Linked DNA regions of Homo sapiens: all the other regions are linked to region 1. Evidence: chromatin contacts called from ENCODE Hi-C data. All regions are on one chromosome and are shown on one strand. Each heading gives the region's core, a stretch centred on a gene start or an enhancer-like site at or near the end of the contact. The rest is flanking DNA. Distances are from core to core; before and after follow the strand shown. Region 1 holds the start of RLIG1 (RNA 5'-phosphate and 3'-OH ligase 1). Region 2 holds the start of PPP1R12A-AS1 (PPP1R12A antisense RNA 1). Region 3 holds the start of NDUFA12 (NADH:ubiquinone oxidoreductase subunit A12). Region 4 holds the start of LTA4H (leukotriene A4 hydrolase). Region 5 holds the start of USP44 (ubiquitin specific peptidase 44). Region 6 holds the start of CCDC38 (coiled-coil domain containing 38).

Region 1 (2,962 bases), core at 289-2,788:
TTAGTGGGAGGCCCTGAATTATAATTAAGAATGTGGATGCTATGCTATAAACGATACTGTAAGCTGTTCTTAACTGCAGAGAGGTAAGAGAAGGGGCTGCTTATTTTCCCTGGTGGAGAATACTTTCACAAACTACTCCCCTCAAACATACGAAGTTGAAAATCACAGTAGAGTGAAATACTAAAACAGATGATAATGTTTCATATGGATTACATTTGTTACAGCTAAAAAAAAAAGCCAATTACTGCTACAAACATTGAGTAATAACTGTGGTATTCTGACGAGGAAAGAACATGGTGATGATCAGTCTGAGTGGCAAGTAAGACCAGTTAGGTGGTGCAATGAGCAGGACATGAAATATTAACTGTAACAGCTGTGACAGCACTAGAAAGCAGGAAAAGATCAGATGCTATAAGGTAAAAAGCATCAAGGTGAATGGAAAACTGGCATGAAATGATTCCAGGGTTCATTCTTTAATTCAACAAATATTTATCCAGTGCCTACCACGTGCCAGGTCCTAGAAGCTGGGACTAAAGATAACAGGGCAATCTTTGCCTTAAACAAGTTTTAGTCCAGAAGACGAGAAAGCCAGTGCCAATGATGAAACTCAAGTGAGGTGGATTTCCAATGGACATGTTGGTTTTGTTTGAAATCAGCAAAGTTGGGAAGCACCCAACTAATCACTGGGGATTCTACTGATCAAAGACTACAACGTTTTATAGTACAATATGAAAAAATTACCCAAATATAGGTTACTCACTAGCATTTACCGAGGGCACACTATGGAAAACACGTTGCTGCAACAGAAAACCTTGAGAACACCAAAGTTAGAATAAATTAAGTAATTACTGGTAATATGAGGTGTGAACTTCAGTGACCTAATTAGGCTACTGTCAACACCGCCACTGGTTCGGACAGAACAGGTAAAGCAAGTCTTCTAATATCCACCCTTTCTTACTGCACTCTTGAAAAGTAGTAAAGCTTGGACTGTGGCAATTACCTGATTAGGGGGTTTCCCCAAAAGGTGCTGACCTGAAAAGGAAGGGACATGCTGTGGATGTGAGTTATCCATTTCCTTGCGAGGACAAGTTTGAATCTCCTGATAAGGAAAATTCTTTCGCAAATTCCCTCCCTCACAACTAAGAAAAGTACAAGAACCTGGAGCTCAGGGCGTACGGAACTCCCACCCCAGACCTCCCCAGGGAAACCTACAGAGGTTCCTGGCCTGCAGGGCAGTTCTAAAGCGCCCAGCCGCCCTCGCCGGGTTCGCACTGAGCCAGCGCCGCGGGGAGGAGCCCACGCGGGCCGCCAAGCCTGCCCGGCGCTCCTCCGTACCTGATGCTCCCTTTTGGAGGAAGGCTCCTCTTTCACCTCCGTCACAAACACACACGGCATTTTCCGCTGCACGGAGCCCAAGCGCTTCATGATGAGCCCAACAAGCAGTGCGAATGGAGGGCGTGCTTTCGAGCGGCGCCCGGTCCAGTCGCGGAGAAGCCCTGAAGCAGTCACCCGCACGGCTCAGGCCACGCACACTCCGCGCCCAGCCACCGCGGCTGCGCCCCAACTACCAAGCCCAGCGAGGGGCGGGAACGCCCGTCCAGAAGCGGCTTCCTGGCCGCGGCGCCTTCTGGGAGTTGTAGTGCAGAAGCTGAGGCGCCTGGTGGGTTCCCACGTGCGTCCTCCGCCCCCCACCCTCGGTTTTAATAACCGTGAAAAAAAAAAAAAAAAGATGCGTTTCCCGAACGTGGGTACTTAGCAATACCTAGTAACTAATGATTTTTTGGGAAATTAAATAAGATCAAATTATAAGCAATGAACATTTCAGATGTCGATTTAACACAGTTCCAATGGAAACTGCTTGCCTGTTATCTTTAGTTCGTGGGGGAAGCACTGTAGAAGTTTAGAAATGGCTAGAGACATCCCCAGATTCCCAAGCAGAATGAAAACTTCCTTTCCGGTAAGACTATCAGAAAACCCTATAATAAAACACCTGGGATCAAAAAAAGTTGTCGTTTGAACTACTCCTTATTGTGCAGCATAGCATGGTCGAAATGATTCTGATGTTCTTTTCGGAGTGAGTGCGAAATTTCAGCCTTAGACTAATCCAAAAGTACAGGAATACCTACAACCAGATTTCATTCTCAAGTTTTTCATAAGAATCTTGTTTAATTAAAGGTGAGCTCCAACAGCCCAAATGGCTTGAGTAATGGTAGTCAATCAACTGCGAGCTAAAAACAGCCTTAACTTACTGCTCAAAAGAATATTTTGAGGGTAAGTGATAAGATGGACAATGACTAAATAAAATAAATACTAAATATTTAGGAATAGTAGCCTTTCCATCTCATTGAATGTAGTAGTTCCTAGCCTGAAGTTGTAGGGGAATTTTGACTTTACTGCCATCCTTTATGGGCTTGGACTAGGCCCAGGTCTCATTTCTTTGTCTTATCTGCATGTACTCAACTGTCCAGCATGTTACTGACTTAGCCCTTGGAAAAATTAAACAACTATATCTCACTTAGAGGTATCTAACTAGTAAGGGGGTTCTCAAAGAATAAAACATCTTCCTTTAAAAAGTTCACAGTTATATTGAATACTGACAGTGAAAAAAAATAAAATTTAAAAAAAGTTCACAGTTTTTTGATTACTGGATTCAGAGGGGAGGGAGGAAGAAAGAGATTTGCCATTTCAAAGTGTTTACTTTCTTTTCTACTATCTTTTTCTCACAGGAAAACACAAAATGTTCTCCCACATCACACCCCGCCTGCATTTATCAAAAAAGAAAACACCTGATGCTGGCTGTGTGCTGTTGGAACCAGAAACTTTTTAGCATATTATAGTCGAGTGCCAGTGACTTCTTTGTTCTTTCAGAGGCATTCTAAAAAGCGGCGTGTTTCACGAATCTCAGAGACAACAACTTTCACAACTATCAACTGTCACCTCCCAAACTGCCACAGAACCTTTT
Region 2 (3,008 bases), core at 456-2,955, 8.1 Mb after region 1:
CTTCCCACTAAATTCCTTTTGCCTGAATGAAATCTTCAGATTCCCATCTATACTGCAAGGGCACTTTAAGAGCTACCACATAGGCCATAACGTTCTTGGAAAACAGGATATGCTGTCAGTTGCCTAGGTAGAGACAGGAGCTGACAAGGCAATCCTCAAGTTCCTTTCTTTTATTCTGAGAGCTGTATTCTGTGGATAGGGATTTTGTATTTTAGTGCTAACAATGTTTTTCAGTACCTAACACCATGAGTATTCAAAGGTCTGATGTTATCTTTAATGTATGTAATGAACATACAATGGTATATCTTATGAATATTACATTCATTTTCTATTCCTACAACGTTTTCAGAGGAAATATTTTTACCCTGACCTGGATTCTATCGCTATCCTAATAACTGTGGTTCAGAAAATTGTCTCACAGGCAGACAGTTTCCTAATCACGTTTTACTCAATTATTTTATTTCTCAATATGATAGGCTGTGAAGTAGTCCACTGGAAAAGGCATCATGCTGAGAGTAAGAAAAGCTTATTTGTTCACTGCTCTATCTCCAGCACCTAGAACAATGCCTGACCCAGAACAGGTGCATAGTATTTGCTGAGTGAATTCTAATCCTACTTCTGGGTAAAATTAAGTAAATTAATTAGTTCTTGAGGGACTCTGTCTAGATGACCCCTAAACTTCCATGGTAAGGTTTTGTGGTTTTTATCTTGGCTTTTCTAAATGCTCTAAAAATAGTAGTGGATGGTAACAATGCAGTGTTCAGTAAAATCAATTGGTGGAGATTGTAGATAGATGGCTCATAAGACATCAGTATTACAAATCCTATGTGTGTGCGCGTGTGGTCATACAAGGCAAAGTTAAAGTCTTTTTTTTATGACGATGATAAATTAGTCTTGTTTGGGCGACTGAACTCAAGAGGTGGTTCAAATAAATGTCATATTTTTCATTGTATCTTCAGTGCCTAGTACAGTTACTGGCTCATAGTAGGTATTCAATAAATAGTGGTTGAATTAATTGCCTTCCTTAACGTTCCGTTTAAATGCTAGACGCAGCTAGGTCTTTACCCCTCCTTAGAAAGAGATGGAGCTGTAACCAGAAATCCCTTAAAAGGTAAGGACCAGTAATCAGGCTGAGCTAAGCTCATGGGTAGTACGAGACAGGCTTAAAGCACTGAAGGAAGAAAGAAGAGAACCCAAGCGTGAGAGAAAGCAAAACAAAACAAGTAAAGAGAGGAAGAAAAACATTTCTAAAGTGGGGGTTGGCAGGAAGCCACAGCAATTACAGCAGGTCAACCCTTGTCAATAGGTGGTCACCTCAAGAACTTACCATTAAAACCCTCGGCCACACAGACCCCACTTTTAAAAGGTTATTAATTCTGACATGCCCAAGTTCATCTGAGTTCCTTAGAAAGATCAACCAGCAGCACCTACTTCACGACCTATCCTCCATTCCATTCAAATAACGCGGCCAATAGGAAAATCCTCCGCCCTGAGCCAACGACTCGGCGTAGCTGAGACAGCACGGGAGGCAGATCTGCCCTGTAGAGCCTTGCGGTTCCACTGCTGGCCTCCGGATTCCCGGGAGCCCCCAGCCCGACAGGACAACCTTCCTTCCCCGCTTCCTCCTTTCCAGGTCTGTCCCAGCCCCCGCTGCCTGGGCCACACCCGCTTCCCTCTGGTGGCCCAGCCACCACCGCCGCAGTTCGCGGGAGCGCTCTTCCTGGGGCGGGCACAGGCCCAGGGCGCATGCGCACTGGTCGAAGGGCGCCTCCCAGTCCGGATCTCGCGAAGTTACGTTAGATTGGCCGCCGGTGACGGGTGGCCGTGCTGGGGGCGGGAGGGCTTCTGTGGTAGGAAGGGAGGTCCGCTCGGCCGGGTGCGCCGCCCCAGTGCTCTGTGGGATACTGGAAGTCTCGAGCGTCGGCTCCGGGTTCCCAGCCCTCCTCTGGCCCGCACTCATAGAAACATTCACACACCCCCTGCCTCCCCTCTCTTCCCTCTCCGCCTCCCCCTTCCCCCCCTCGCGATAAGAAGACCCGGCGGCAGGAGAGGGGATGAAGATGGCGGACGCGAAGCAGAAGCGGAACGAGCAGCTGAAACGCTGGATCGGCTCCGAGACGGACCTCGAGCCTCCGGTGGTGAAGCGCCAGAAGACCAAGGTGAAGTTCGACGATGGCGCCGTCTTCCTGGCTGCTTGCTCCAGCGGCGACACGGACGAGGTCCTCAAGCTGCTGCACCGCGGCGCCGACATCAATTACGCCAATGTGGACGGACTCACTGCCCTGCACCAGGTCTGTGCGCCCCGCCGCCGGCTCTCCTGACCGTGAGGGTTCTCGTCGGCCTCCTGCTCGGGCCTGCCCTCAGTTCTCCACCTCTTGAGGCTGGGGGCGGCGGGAGACTCCCTGCTGCGGGGTGAGGGGGCGGTTTCCCCAGAGGGCGGGAGGGAGAGCTGGTGGAAGGGAGGGCGCTGGGCTTGAGGCCCCCCTTCAGAACAGTTGCTGGTGGAGTTGGGAACCGGGTGATTTCCGGGGCATAGGGGAAAAGGAACTGTGGTCGTTTGGGGCCCCAGGGCCATTCGTGGATAAGTCTGGGATTTGGGGTCGAGACAAGGAGGGGTGTAGTGGGGTTGTGCCTGGGCCCCGGTGTCAGTGGTATATTCGGAGGGGTGGATGCTGAAGGAAGAAAACTAACAAGGGGCATTACGGACGGTTAGGCAGATGAACATCTTTGACTTGTAGGTGGGCATTGGATTTGTTGCACTTTTTAGGACTTGATTACAAATGATGATAATAATAGTAATCTAGAGCCCTAAGCCGAGTGCCCTGAACGAACGATTTCCTGTTTTCTCATTTATTACTCTTGGTCACTGGGGAGGGGAAAACAGGGTGTAATTAGCTGATCTGCACCGGCTGAAAGGAAGGGGATGGAAGTGGGTAGAGTAAGGAAGCCCTCTAAAGGGCTTGCCCACCTCCGGACCGGAACGTGTTGAGTCTGATACTCGAAGTTTG
Region 3 (2,838 bases), core at 305-2,804, 7.0 Mb before region 1:
AATAAAATTTCCATATGATCTAGCAATCCACTTCTGGGTATATATCCAAAAGAACTGAAAACAGGATCTTAGAGATATCTGCACACCCGTGTTCACTGCAGCATTATTCACAATAGCCAAGAGGCGGAATCAGCAGAAATGTTTATGGACAGGTAACTGGGTGGCATATACATACAGTGGAATATTATTCAACATTTATAAAAAGAAGAAAATCCTGTCATATACTACACTATGGATGAGCCTTGTGGATATCATGCTAAGTGAAATAAGCCAGGTCCTAAAAGACAAACACCTCATGATTCTACTTATATGAAGTATCTAAAGTAGTTAAACTCTTAGAAACAGAAGTAGAATGGTGGTTGGCAGGGGATGGAGAAAGAGGAAAAAGTTGTTCCATGGATATAAAGTTTCTGTTTTGCAAGAAGAATAAGTTCTAGAGATCTGTTGCGCAACAATGTGCATGTGGTTAACACTACTGTACACTTAAAAATGGTTAAAATGGTAAATTTTATATTTTGTGTTTTTAACCACCACTACCAAAAAAAAAAAAAAAAAGCTAGGGAACTAAATTGTTATTTTGAAAACACACATAAGGGAAAGAATCGGCTGGGTGTGGTGGCTTACACCTGTAATCCCAGCATTTTGAGAGGCTGAGGCAGGAGGATCACTTGAGGCCAGAGTTCAAAACCAACCTGGGCAACATAACAAGATGCCCATCTCTAAAAAAAAAAAAATTAGCCAGGGGTGGTGGCACTTACTTAAATGGGAGGACTGCTTGAGCACAGGAGTTTGAGGCTGCAGTGAGCTATGATCACACCACTGTATTTCAGCCTGGGTGACAGAGAGCCTGTCTCTAAAATTAAAAAACAAAAAAAAAGTAAGAGAATCAAGCACCCATACTGCCTTTCCTACATTAATTGTATCTCAGGAGCCAAATAGTTGAAGGGAGGTTTCTCTTTGTAGAAGAATTGTGGTTAACAAATGAAGTAATATTGAAATTTTTTAGGCTCAAGCGATGCTCCCATCTAAGCCTCAGCCTACCGAGTAGCTGGGACTACGGGCACGCGCCACCACATCCAGCTAATTTTTAATTTTTTTTTTTTTTTTGTAGAGACAGAATTCTCGCTGTGTTGGCGAGGCTGGTCTCGAACTCCTGGGCTCAAACGATCCTCCCTACCCGGCCTCCCAAAGTGCTGGGATTACAACAGTGAGCCACCGCGCCCACCAGAGCCAATTATTTTTAGATGAGGAAACTGAAATTCCCAAAGGGGGAATCCCCGTGTGAGAAAGCCTCGTGTAGGTGAGCTTTCCAGCATATGCCCGCCTTCTAGATTTAACCTCTGAAAACTAAATTTTAAGGTACCTTTGCTTCCAGGGGAAACCAATTCTGCCTACTTGGGAAGCCAGAACATGACCGCGTAGGCAAGACCTAGCTCTGCGCACGCGCAGAGCCACCACGTCTGGCGTTCGCGTGAGAACCTTCTGGGCGTGGGCTTCCTGCGGCTGAGTGGCAGCTTCCATCCGGTGGGTTTTGCTCGGCGCACCCGGGAGGCGGGGCCAGCGAGGCAAGATGGAGTTAGTGCAGGTCCTGAAACGCGGGCTGCAGCAGATCACCGGCCACGGCGGTCTCCGAGGCTATCTACGGGTTTTTTTCAGGTAGGCGGCCAGAGCCATGCTCTTGGCCTCTGGGGCTGGACTTTCGCTGGCTGATTTCTTGGAAGGGGTCCCAGGCTCGGGTCACCTTGGAGAATCCACAGCTCTTGTCAAGGACAACCGCCCCAATCTCTGCCTTGCCACCCCCAGGCTGGTCTCTGTCCCATATATCCCCGATACAAGACCGAAGCTATCTGTAGAGTCAGAGCTGTGACTCGGAGGCAAGGGCATCTGGGCTCCCCTCTTTTCCCACGCCCTGGAGAGTAATGAGGATTACAAGACATTAACTCAGTGACCCTGGTAAAGTTTTTTTCCCTGCACTGCCGTACAGTTCCTTGTCTGTAAGGCGTTGAAGGTAATAATGATGGTCCCTTCTCTTCCTGACATTCACTGATCCCACGAGCAGCATAGTTTCGCAGAAACCTAAATGGAGACCCAGAGTGGAATGAAAGAGCCTGGAGACCTTCGTATCATTGTAAGAAGATGAAATACTTTGGCTTTTTGATTTCCTAAAGGTTTTGCTAATTCCAGTGCCTCCTGGCTGAGGGATAGTAGATACAAGTAGTCCTGTAATCTGAAGAGACTACATTTATATTTTTAGTGTAATTTGAGCACATCAGTTGTCAATTCATCTTTTCCCATCCCCAGCACTTCTTCATTTTGCTAGTTGATGCAGCAGCCCTTGTGTCTGAAAGTTGTTACTCTCACTTTATTTCCGTTTATGTTTTGAACTAAGAATCATTCTAAAATGTCTGTTTTCTTTTGGGTATTCACAGGACAAATGATGCGAAGGTTGGTACATTAGTGGGGGAAGACAAATATGGAAACAAATACTATGAAGACAACAAGCAATTTTTTGGTGAGTGCAGTATTTTTTAGTATGAATAATTGGATTGGGATTGGGATTTGATTTGAGTCTATTTTCCATATTATGCAATGAGCTTTTACAAAACACCTGGAAAAGGATGAAAAACTCAATAGAAAATGAAAAAAGATAATTTACAGAAAAAAGAAAAGTAAACAGCCAATGAAGGTATGGAAAAATGCTCATTCTCACTTGTAACAACAGAAATGCAACTTTAAAAACAGTGTTATATATTTTTCACCTATCAAATTTTGAAGTGTTTTTGTTCTTTTTTTTTTTTTTTTTTTTTTTTTTTGAGATGGAGTCTCTGTCGGCCAGGC
Region 4 (2,843 bases), core at 320-2,819, 8.0 Mb before region 1:
ATTGAATTTAGCATCTTCCCCTTAAATCTGTCTGATTTAGTTTGAATATATGTCCCTACCAAATCTCATGTTGAATTATAATCTCCAGTGTTGGAGGTAGGGCCTGGTGGGAGGTGTTTGGGTCACGGGGGCAGAGCCCTCATGGCCTGGTGCTGTCCTCGCCACAGTGTCTTGTGGGATCTGATTGTTTAAGTGTGTGGCACCGGCCCCGCAATCTCTTGCTCTTGCTCGGGCCATGTAGAGGCCTGCCCCTTCTTCACCTTCTGCCATGATTGTAAGCTTCCTGAGGCCTACCTGGAAGCATACTGGAGCTATGCTTCCTGTACAGCCTGCGTAACTGTAAACCAATTAAACCCCTTTTCTTCCCAGTCTCAGGTATTTATAGCAATGCAAGTACAGCCTAACATACTGTCCTCTTCATATAGACTACTACCTCTGGTTAATGACTAGCCAGCCACTGAAGCCGAAAGCCTGGGCCACCTTCGTCTCCTCTCAATCTGTGAATCCACTTATATAAGTATTCCTTCTATTCATTCCTTCCTCTCTATCCTAACTTACTACTTACCTATGTCAGGCCCCCAGCATCTTCTGATTGAGCCATTTTAATAGTTTCCTAAATCTCCTGCTAATGGTTTTGATACCGCATTTTATAACATGAGTCTGACCATGCTTTATCAGTCGCCTGCTGAAAACTCTTCAGTGGGTCCCCCATTAATGCACCCAGGATTAAAAGGCCACCTATTTAAGGTCCTTCGAAACCTAGCCTCTTCCAATTTTTCCAGTTTTAATTTTGAGGCCCCACCCTAAAGGCAAGGCATCCTTCAATCCTCCTTCACCTGCCACAAAGGCCCCAGAGCTGAGCTAGATGTCCCAGCTCTGTACTCCCATTGCGACCAGTGCATAACTTTTATAGAAATTCATTAGTTTCTAAGATGGGAATGTTGGCTTTCTCCGTTTGAGAGATGCAGGTTCTGGGGATATACATAATAAACACTGAAACTGACAAAACAACTGTTTAAACCTTGAATTACTTACAGCTAAAAACAAAAAACAATTACTGTGCCTCCCCGTCGGGGAATCGAACCCCGGTCTCCCGCGTGACAGGCGGGGATACTCACCACTATACTAACGAGGAACCGCACGAAAGAAAGCCTTCTGATAGGCCTTTTCTACGTTTTTGCTCCGCCCCGCCCTCGCTATATGCAAACACCAATGAACCTGATTTTCTTACGTTTGCCACCACAGCTTCCACGAAAGTTGAACAGAGCCAAAATGGTAGTGTTCAGTTTTATCTCCCCCTCCATTCTCATCATTTCCCTTCGGCCACCCTTCTAACTGCCCCTACTCCCCTCCTCTTCTTCAGCTCCAGGAGCACGCTTGGTCCCCCTCAACATCCCTAACACACACGCTCCCAGGTAGCCAAGCGCCCGCTTGCCGCGCGGCACCATGGAACTTGTAGTTCCTTCACCCATCCCCCAACGCTCGTCTGACTTTAAGAAACTTCCTTTCCCGGCGTGCACCGCGAATCCCTCCTCCTCTTCTTTACCTCTCTCCCTCCTCCTCAGGTTCTCTATCGACGAGTCTGGTAGCTGAGCGTTGGGCTGTAGGTCGCTGTGCTGTGTGATCCCCCAGAGCCATGCCCGAGATAGTGGATACCTGTTCGTTGGCCTCTCCGGCTTCCGTCTGCCGGACCAAGCACCTGCACCTGCGCTGCAGCGTCGACTTTACTCGCCGGACGCTGACCGGGACTGCTGCTCTCACGGTCCAGTCTCAGGAGGACAATCTGCGCAGCCTGGTACAGTGGGGCGCCTGCCCAGTGCCCGCCTCTCCCGGGCTCCCTGCCCCTCGACCCTAGTCCTTGCGGGCTCCCGGATCTCCGGCTCACCCCGCCGCGGCCCCTGCCTAGCCCCACGTCCCCGTCTGCTCTTCTGTAGCCTCCATCCAACTCATGTTGTGCACTTCAGCCCCCAGATCTCTCACAGCACCCCTTCTCAACCCCGCTTACGCCTCTGCATCCCTTCCCTCAGCCCCCACTTATACGTATGTCTCCTCCGCCCCTCGCCTGGATCCTCTCTCCGAGGTCCCTGGGCACATCCAGCGCCTCGTCCACTCCTCTCAACTCACCCAGCCCTTAGGTGTCATCTTTGCAGTAGCCCCCATAATTTTAGTTCCTGGCTCTAATTACTCCATGGCCTCCCCATTGCTTCGGCCTGCGGCCCAGAACCCCCTTCTTCAGGCCCCAGACTTTTCCCAGCCCCCTGGGCACCTTCCTCAGTCAACAATCTCACCCAAGTCTCAGATCCCATGTCCTGTCGATCCCTGATCCCACGGTTGCCTCCCGGGAACACTTATTTCAATCCACAGGTCTGCAGGGCACCACCCATCCGTCTCCCTCCTAGTTCCCTGGATCTCCCTGCTAGTCGTTCTCAAGCCTCTTAGGATTTCCAGCCCCGGCCGGGCAGGCCTCTTCTTTCCGCCCTACTTTGAAACTAACAGTCCCTGCTTGCTAACTCTAGGCGCAGCTCTCTCTCTTCAGGGTCCTTTCTACTTTTTAATCTTATCAACTTTCTTCTAATAATTTAAGAACGGATGGGACGTTCAAATTTTCTAAGGATGATTCAATACGCTTTTTTAATAGTTGGTTCCAAGGAGCCAAGTAGTTATTTCACTTAGAAAACACATACTTCTACAAACTCTATAACCATTGGAATGAAGAAAGGTTGTAGATTCATGGAATATTATTCAATGATTTTATCTGTATCATAACCTATATTTAATGTTCTTGCTCAAATTGCCCAATAGTATTTGGTTTATACCTTTCATCTGAAGGTACCTTTCACCTG
Region 5 (2,820 bases), core at 243-2,742, 7.5 Mb before region 1:
TACTAAAAATACAAAAATTAACCAGGCGTGGTGGTGCATACCTGTAATCCCAGGTACTCAGGAGGCTGAGGCAGGGGAACTGCTTGAACCCGGGAGGCGGAGGTTGCAGTGAGCCGAGATCACGCCACGGCACTCCAACCTGGGTGACAGAGCGAGACTCTGTCTCAAAAAAAAAAAAAAAAAGAAAAGAAAAGAAAAGAAAAACTGAGTATAGGGTGGAGGTGGAGTGGATGTTTATGTTTAAAAAGGGGGAGAAATGGACTCACTTCACAATTTTGCTTCCATTTATACCTAAACCCTGGGGCTCAGGGTTTCAGTTTCCAGTAGGCCTATGTTGGAAATTCACCTGCAAGGTACAAGTTTCCCTGACAGACCACCAAATAAACAATGGTCTTTTAAAAACAAATCAACTTTGGTACCATCTACTCAGCTGGCATTTACCTTCCTTACCTGCTACCAACCTCATTCTTAGAATTAAAGAAAAAAGGCGAATTCTAAAGCCCCTTCTACTCACTTTCCTCCACTAAGGCCATAGCTTACATCTGCTGCTCTTTTTTCCATACTCCTTTTTTCTCAACTCCTTTCTTTCATATTTGCCAGAAATTTAAGGTCGTTTGGGTTCCTCTCATTTAAAAAGTTCAACTGAAGTGTGTTGCTACACCTTAATCAAAAGTTTATGGCTGAGTTATTTAGCGTTTCTTTACCCACTTCCTCTGCTCAATCCTTCATCTCCTCATAACCATTGAAATGAATGCTATGAATATCTCAATGCTTAGCATGGTGCCAGGCATTTAGGTGTTGAAAAAAATGTTAAGCGAATATTAGTTATTAGGTAAGAGCATTGTCTGTAAAACTCTGAAAAGTCTTAAAAGTGATTCCTAAAATTTCACAAGCTCATAAATTCTTTAGTCTGCAATTATGATTCCTGAAATATTCTTCGATTCATGAAAGACTGGACTAGGAAATTCTAAAAATCGACATAAAGCATAAAAAGCCACTCTGAGGTTTATGAAATTTACAATGTTTTGTCTTCTTTTAATTCATTCGTACTTTTCTCTCAGGATACAAAGGGCAAAACTGTTTGTGTAGTAACTCAGAATTGAGTAGTTACACATCCATTAGGTTTCAGAATCGTTAAAATTTTATCTGGTTTAGGAAACTGCTTACCTTGGAAGGGCAAATTGCCATTTCTCTCCATCTGGGGATCAGGGAAGCAAGGGAAGCCCCCCTAAACATCACTTCCACGCTCCTATATTATGCTAAGGAACTTCTGGTTGATTCATTAGGCATTTCAGCAGTGTTTTTGGCCGGTACTAGGAACTGTGGAGAGGTATAGAAAGGGAGCAAGTGCACAGTCCCGGCCCCCAAAGAGGTTACGATGCAAATAGAAGCAGGCTCAGAACTCGGAACAAAAGCAGTGACTGCATAATAATGCACTGCTGGGGGTGGGGGATGGGGATCTGCACGCCCGGTTTGTGACTTCAGGAAAGCAGTTTCCAGGAGGTGAGAGTTTAAGCCAAACCTGAAAGAGGTTGATTTGTAATGATTTGCAGGGGGGCACTGGAGGCAGCCGCCAGGACTTTTCACTTAGGAGATCAGCATTTGCCCTGATGGAAACTGGGCGATCCTGCAGGGACTGACCTCTGAGTTATCCAAAGGCCGACCTGGGGAAAGACTGATTTTGAGGTTTTAATAGGTAAGTTTGGGGACATCATTGATGAAGGTGGGCAGGGAAGGAGGCTTTTTTCTTTTCTTTTTTTTAATGTTACAGTAAAAAGCTTAGATTCGATGAGACGGGTTAAAAAACAAATAGGAAAATTTAAGGAGAAGAATGACTATGATTGCTATGTAAAAATAAAATTGCAATAGAGAGGTTCTGGAGCTCAGGAAATGAGCTAGAGCATGCTATAATTTAGGCCTAGATAGTGAAGATCATGAATAAAATGGTAGCTGAGGAAATTTCAAAGTTGAATAAGTAGTAATAAGTATGAAGAAAAAGCTAAACTACAAACATCTGCTCTTTAATTACTAACACTAGTAATGAGAATTTGTCTCCAGCCTCTTCCCTTCCCACTCCGCACCTCTTCCTAGCTTACATCATTGTATTAAGGCATTTTATTGAAGACACTATTCAGCACTCTCCACCTATGCCTTACACAGCTTGCCTTTGCTTTTCTTCCCATTTCACTTTTTCTCTTCATTTATTCACATCATTTTAGTCCTTAAAAGACCCCGCCCAATTACTAGATCAGAGGGAGGCAACTAAGACTCTTCCTATCTCCCAAACGACCTTCCAGAATGGTTTTATGGCATTATAATAGGAAAGCAAGAGTTTTGATTTTTCTATTATTAATATTTTGCTTTCAAGGAATTACAGGAAAAACCATATTGCATGCCAGAAATACTTAAATTTTAAATATTTCATCTTAAGAGATGCCCTCATGTAATGCTTTTAATGCATTTGAGAAATTCAGGTGGTGGGCAAAAGTACAACATAGAGGTTAGATGTTTTGAGTGGGAGAAGTGCACTGGGGTCATTATTGAATCAGAATTATTATGCACTTAAATATATAGAAAAAAGAACAAAATGAGTATTAAACTATGCAAATTCATCCCTTTAATCTTTATTTGCATGACTACATTTTATGCAGTTGTAACCTTAATGTACATATTTGGTATTTTTTTCAAACATGAATTGATTAGACATTGTTGCTATTTTGTATCTATTTTGTTAACATAAGAACTTCCTGTGTTATATCAGATTTTTTTTTTTTTTTTTTTTTTCTGAGACGGAGTTTCGCTCTTGTTGCTGCCCAGGCT
Region 6 (2,913 bases), core at 207-2,706, 7.9 Mb before region 1:
TATCACTCAGGGCCATTATCGTCTAAATGTTCTCCGTGGTTCTAAAGCTTTAGTGTACGAGATCACGAGGATGTGAAAGGTACTTTTGAAAAATTCAGGTCTCAGAACTCCAGCCCCAGTGATGCTGATTCTAAAATTCTAGGGATAGGGAGTGGGGGACGCAGGTGGAATCAGAAATCTGCCGTAAGAATAAAATAACCACAGGCCACCCTGACAAAGGTGGTCTTCTGGCCTCCCTTTAAGAAGCACTGGGGAGGACCTCAACCCCTTCTGATGGTTGGACAGTGATATTTTACCAGCAGAGGCAGGACCCTGATGCGTTCCAATGGGGTGTTCCTCTCTGAGCTCTTTGGACGGAATGACAACCCCAAGCAGCAGAGCGTGTTAGCAACAGGTACCCCAAAGGCTGGCTTGCCCGTGTATCTCTGTGCAGGGACGCTTTCACGGCGTTGTTTCCCTCCAGAGTGCACAGTGAGAGGAAGAGCGGCCAGCTCCGCCCGTGGCGGTCCCCACCCTGCGCGCCCGGCCACTTACTTGCCCACCACCAGGCTGGCGCCTTCCAGCACCGCCAGGCTGCGCAGCGCATCCCGCGCCAGGAAGCGCTCGCCGCGGGCGCACACCAGCACCACTTGCTGCGCGTTCTCCAGCAGGAGGCTGTGGCCGCTTGCCATGTCGCCTCGCGCCGAGGGTCGCCGGGAGGCCACCGGGCTCGGGCCACCGGCAGGACTCAGTGGAGGACGAAAAGCCGCAGCCTGCGCTGTCCGGGGCTGGGAGGGTGGGGCGGGGGCGGGCGCTCGCAGCCGCTGCCCTTTGCTCGCCTCCCCCAACCACAGCAACGGGGGCGGTAATCATTGCAAGAATGGCAACGAGTAATAAACCTGATGAGGAATCCTCTCTTTTTTGGTCGTCTTGTCCCATCCCGAGTAAACGAGATGGAGACTAGTGTCCCTACTTTTCAGATAAGGAAACTTAAGCTTGGTCACCCCGAGAGATCAAAGTGAGCTGTGTGGATCACGTGGTATGTGGAAGCGCGTCAAGGGTTGGCTGGGTGAGGGCACCCGGAGTGTTCGGGAGTGAGGGACCGGAACCTGGGGTAGAGCCCCGGAAGGGGGGCCATGGGGGAAACCTCTGCCCGGGGGGTTGGGGTGGGAGCCTGGAGATAGCGCTCCTGGAGAGGGCAGAGTAGGGGAAAGCTGTGCCCAGGGGCAGGGACGGGAGCTTGGAGGTAGAGCCCCGGGAGAGGACAGAGTGGGGGAAACCTCTGCCTAGGGTGCTGGGACGCGAGCCTGGAGGCAGAGCCCCGGGAGGGTACTGCGTGGAGGAAACATCTGCCCACAGGTTCTGGGGCGGGAGCCCGGGACGCGGAGGGCCGCGAGCCGAGGGAACCTGGGGGTGGGGAGGAGGGGGATGCGGTAGGGGAGGTGCTCCTGGGTCCGCGCGGGTGGCGGGTGCCCCGCACTTATCCGTTGGCCAGCTGCGTTCCGGGATCAGCTACCAGACGGTCCCTGAGATGACCGGGAACCGGGCTGGGGGAGGATAGAGCCGAGACTGGAGGATCGATTGGCACCTCCGCCCACTTTTCCCACAACGCCTTCCCGAACGATAGGTTGGAAAGGCTCCTGGATCCAAACTCGCTGAGGTAAAATAGGTTTCAGCTCAGTGTCCGCCCCTCCGCATGCCCCCTCCCACCCCTCAGCTGTGTCTGGTGGGCCTACAAGCAACTTGCGACCAAAATTGGAGACAGAATCAAGTTTATGGAAGATGGTCTGTGATTCTCAGCCTCGTCGCTTCCTGCTACCAATTGCTATGGAAACACTGCCAGGCCCAGGCTTTTGAGTCCTTAATTACTTGATTTCGTTTATTCATGTTTATCACAAGCTCTGTGTTAAGTCTTGTGGAACATACAAAGATAGGAAAGGCGCTTTCCCTGCCCAGTAAAGACTTTACAATAAAAGTGATAGATGTGGACACAAATAATATACTATAAAAGCAGACTAAGCCTGCAAACCCACAAAATATAAAAGTTAATTTAGTCTCATTAAAAAAACCTGGAACAGAAAGCAAACACTCCTTTAGATGACCACGATAAATAAGAATATAATTTAGCTTCATATTATGGCCTATAAAAGAGAGATCAGTTAGGAAAGAGAAAGATAAAAATTGGAAAATATATAGACAATGTGAGTGAAAGAGACCCTAAGGGTGGGGGGGAGGGGGCATCAGAAGATTATTCACAGCTCATATACACAATCACAAACAGGTTGTTTGTGTGTGTGTGTGCATAGCTTTTAAAAAGTTTATACATACATATATTTCTATGTCTTTAAAAAGAGAAGTAGAAATAGTGGGGAATAGAAACACATAAAGTCACTAATTCACAGAGAAATATTAAAATTTTCTATTATAAAATTTCTGCTGAAGACTTTAATCAGTTACATTTTGCAATTTTAGGCATATTTGCAGAACTATGCAATTGTATGTATAAAGGATGGGTTAAAATTATAGAAAAATAGGGTTCAATAAACTTGTCTTAGTCTGAGTTCTGTTTCCTATAAGCTGTTTGACCTTGGGGAATTTCTTTACAGTAATTTCTCGAAGCCTCGTTTTCTCATCCTCATCATAGGGAGAGCTGTTTCTACTTTATGGGCTTGTCTGAGTTTTAAATAAAATAAAACATAAATCACTTAGCCCAGTGCCCAGCTCTAAACAAGTAATAGGTATTATTACTATTATTCGTGTGTTTTAATCCTGCTATTTGTCTTCCTGGCCAATTAAGTTAAAGATTAGATTTCAGCCAATAGTATAGTTCCTCTCCTGACTTCACAGACCATGTACTTAAAGCTTGCAAGTTCTGGGTGAGTCTAAAAGAAATTATATTTCTTTTTCATAGGTATTTATGTTTGTGGGTGAACT

What was found. Hi-C counts contacts between places; a loop is a spot of excess contacts on that map. Pooled maps may share reads with other maps.
Region 2: a pooled map shows a loop between it and region 1 (8-fold over the local background). The contact joins the promoter of PPP1R12A-AS1 here to the promoter of RLIG1 in region 1. A Hi-C loop is called at or near these places in 3 of 50 pooled maps.
Region 3: a loop to region 1 is called in a pooled map, with 12 times the contacts of the local background. The contact joins the promoter of NDUFA12 here to the promoter of RLIG1 in region 1. A Hi-C loop is called at or near these places in 5 of 50 pooled maps.
Region 4: a pooled map shows a loop between it and region 1 (19-fold over the local background). The contact joins the promoter of LTA4H here to the promoter of RLIG1 in region 1. A Hi-C loop is called at or near these places in 6 of 50 pooled maps.
Region 5: a pooled map shows a loop between it and region 1 (4-fold over the local background). The contact joins the promoter of USP44 here to the promoter of RLIG1 in region 1. A Hi-C loop is called at or near these places in 2 of 50 pooled maps.
Region 6: a pooled map shows a loop between it and region 1 (11-fold over the local background). The contact joins the promoter of CCDC38 here to the promoter of RLIG1 in region 1. A Hi-C loop is called at or near these places in 4 of 50 pooled maps.

What each region holds. Positions count from the first base shown.
Region 1 is chr12:88,034,112-88,037,073 of GRCh38, reverse strand. It overlaps RLIG1 (RNA 5'-phosphate and 3'-OH ligase 1), which reads right to left and starts at 1,538. Exons shown (of 7, transcript NM_001009894.3): 1 at 1,336-1,538. The coding sequence starts at 1,425. LOC107984542 (a long non-coding RNA gene) reads left to right here and starts at 1,578. Exons shown (of 3, transcript XR_007063395.1): 1 at 1,578-1,660; 2 at 2,727-2,962.
Region 2 is chr12:79,933,978-79,936,985 of GRCh38, reverse strand. PPP1R12A-AS1 (PPP1R12A antisense RNA 1) reads right to left here and starts at 1,705. Exons shown (of 2, transcript NR_146535.1): 1 at 1,432-1,705. PPP1R12A (protein phosphatase 1 regulatory subunit 12A) reads left to right here and starts at 1,889. Exons shown (of 25, transcript NM_002480.3): 1 at 1,889-2,291. The coding sequence starts at 2,055. RefSeq lists enhancers at 1,374-1,939, 1,663-1,957, 2,004-2,303, 1,940-2,503, 2,644-2,703 and 1 more and a silencer at 2,384-2,473.
Region 3 is chr12:95,002,413-95,005,250 of GRCh38, reverse strand. It overlaps NDUFA12 (NADH:ubiquinone oxidoreductase subunit A12), which reads left to right and starts at 1,554. Exons shown (of 4, transcript NM_018838.5): 1 at 1,554-1,656; 2 at 2,430-2,512. The coding sequence starts at 1,571. RefSeq lists enhancers at 1,432-1,831, 1,296-1,923.
Region 4 is chr12:96,034,313-96,037,155 of GRCh38, reverse strand. It overlaps LTA4H (leukotriene A4 hydrolase), which reads left to right and starts at 1,569. Exons shown (of 19, transcript NM_000895.3): 1 at 1,569-1,795. The coding sequence starts at 1,637. TRD-GTC2-8 (tRNA-Asp (anticodon GTC) 2-8) reads right to left here and starts at 1,135; the gene lies at 1,064-1,135. RefSeq lists enhancers at 811-860, 881-930, 1,371-1,790, 2,381-2,470 and a silencer at 1,841-1,940.
Region 5 is chr12:95,550,148-95,552,967 of GRCh38, reverse strand. USP44 (ubiquitin specific peptidase 44) reads left to right here and starts at 1,492. Exons shown (of 6, transcript NM_032147.5): 1 at 1,492-1,696.
Region 6 is chr12:95,941,157-95,944,069 of GRCh38, reverse strand. CCDC38 (coiled-coil domain containing 38) reads left to right here and starts at 1,456. Exons shown (of 16, transcript NM_182496.3): 1 at 1,456-1,639. AMDHD1 (amidohydrolase domain containing 1) reads right to left here and starts at 739. Exons shown (of 9, transcript NM_152435.3): 1 at 535-739. The coding sequence starts at 671.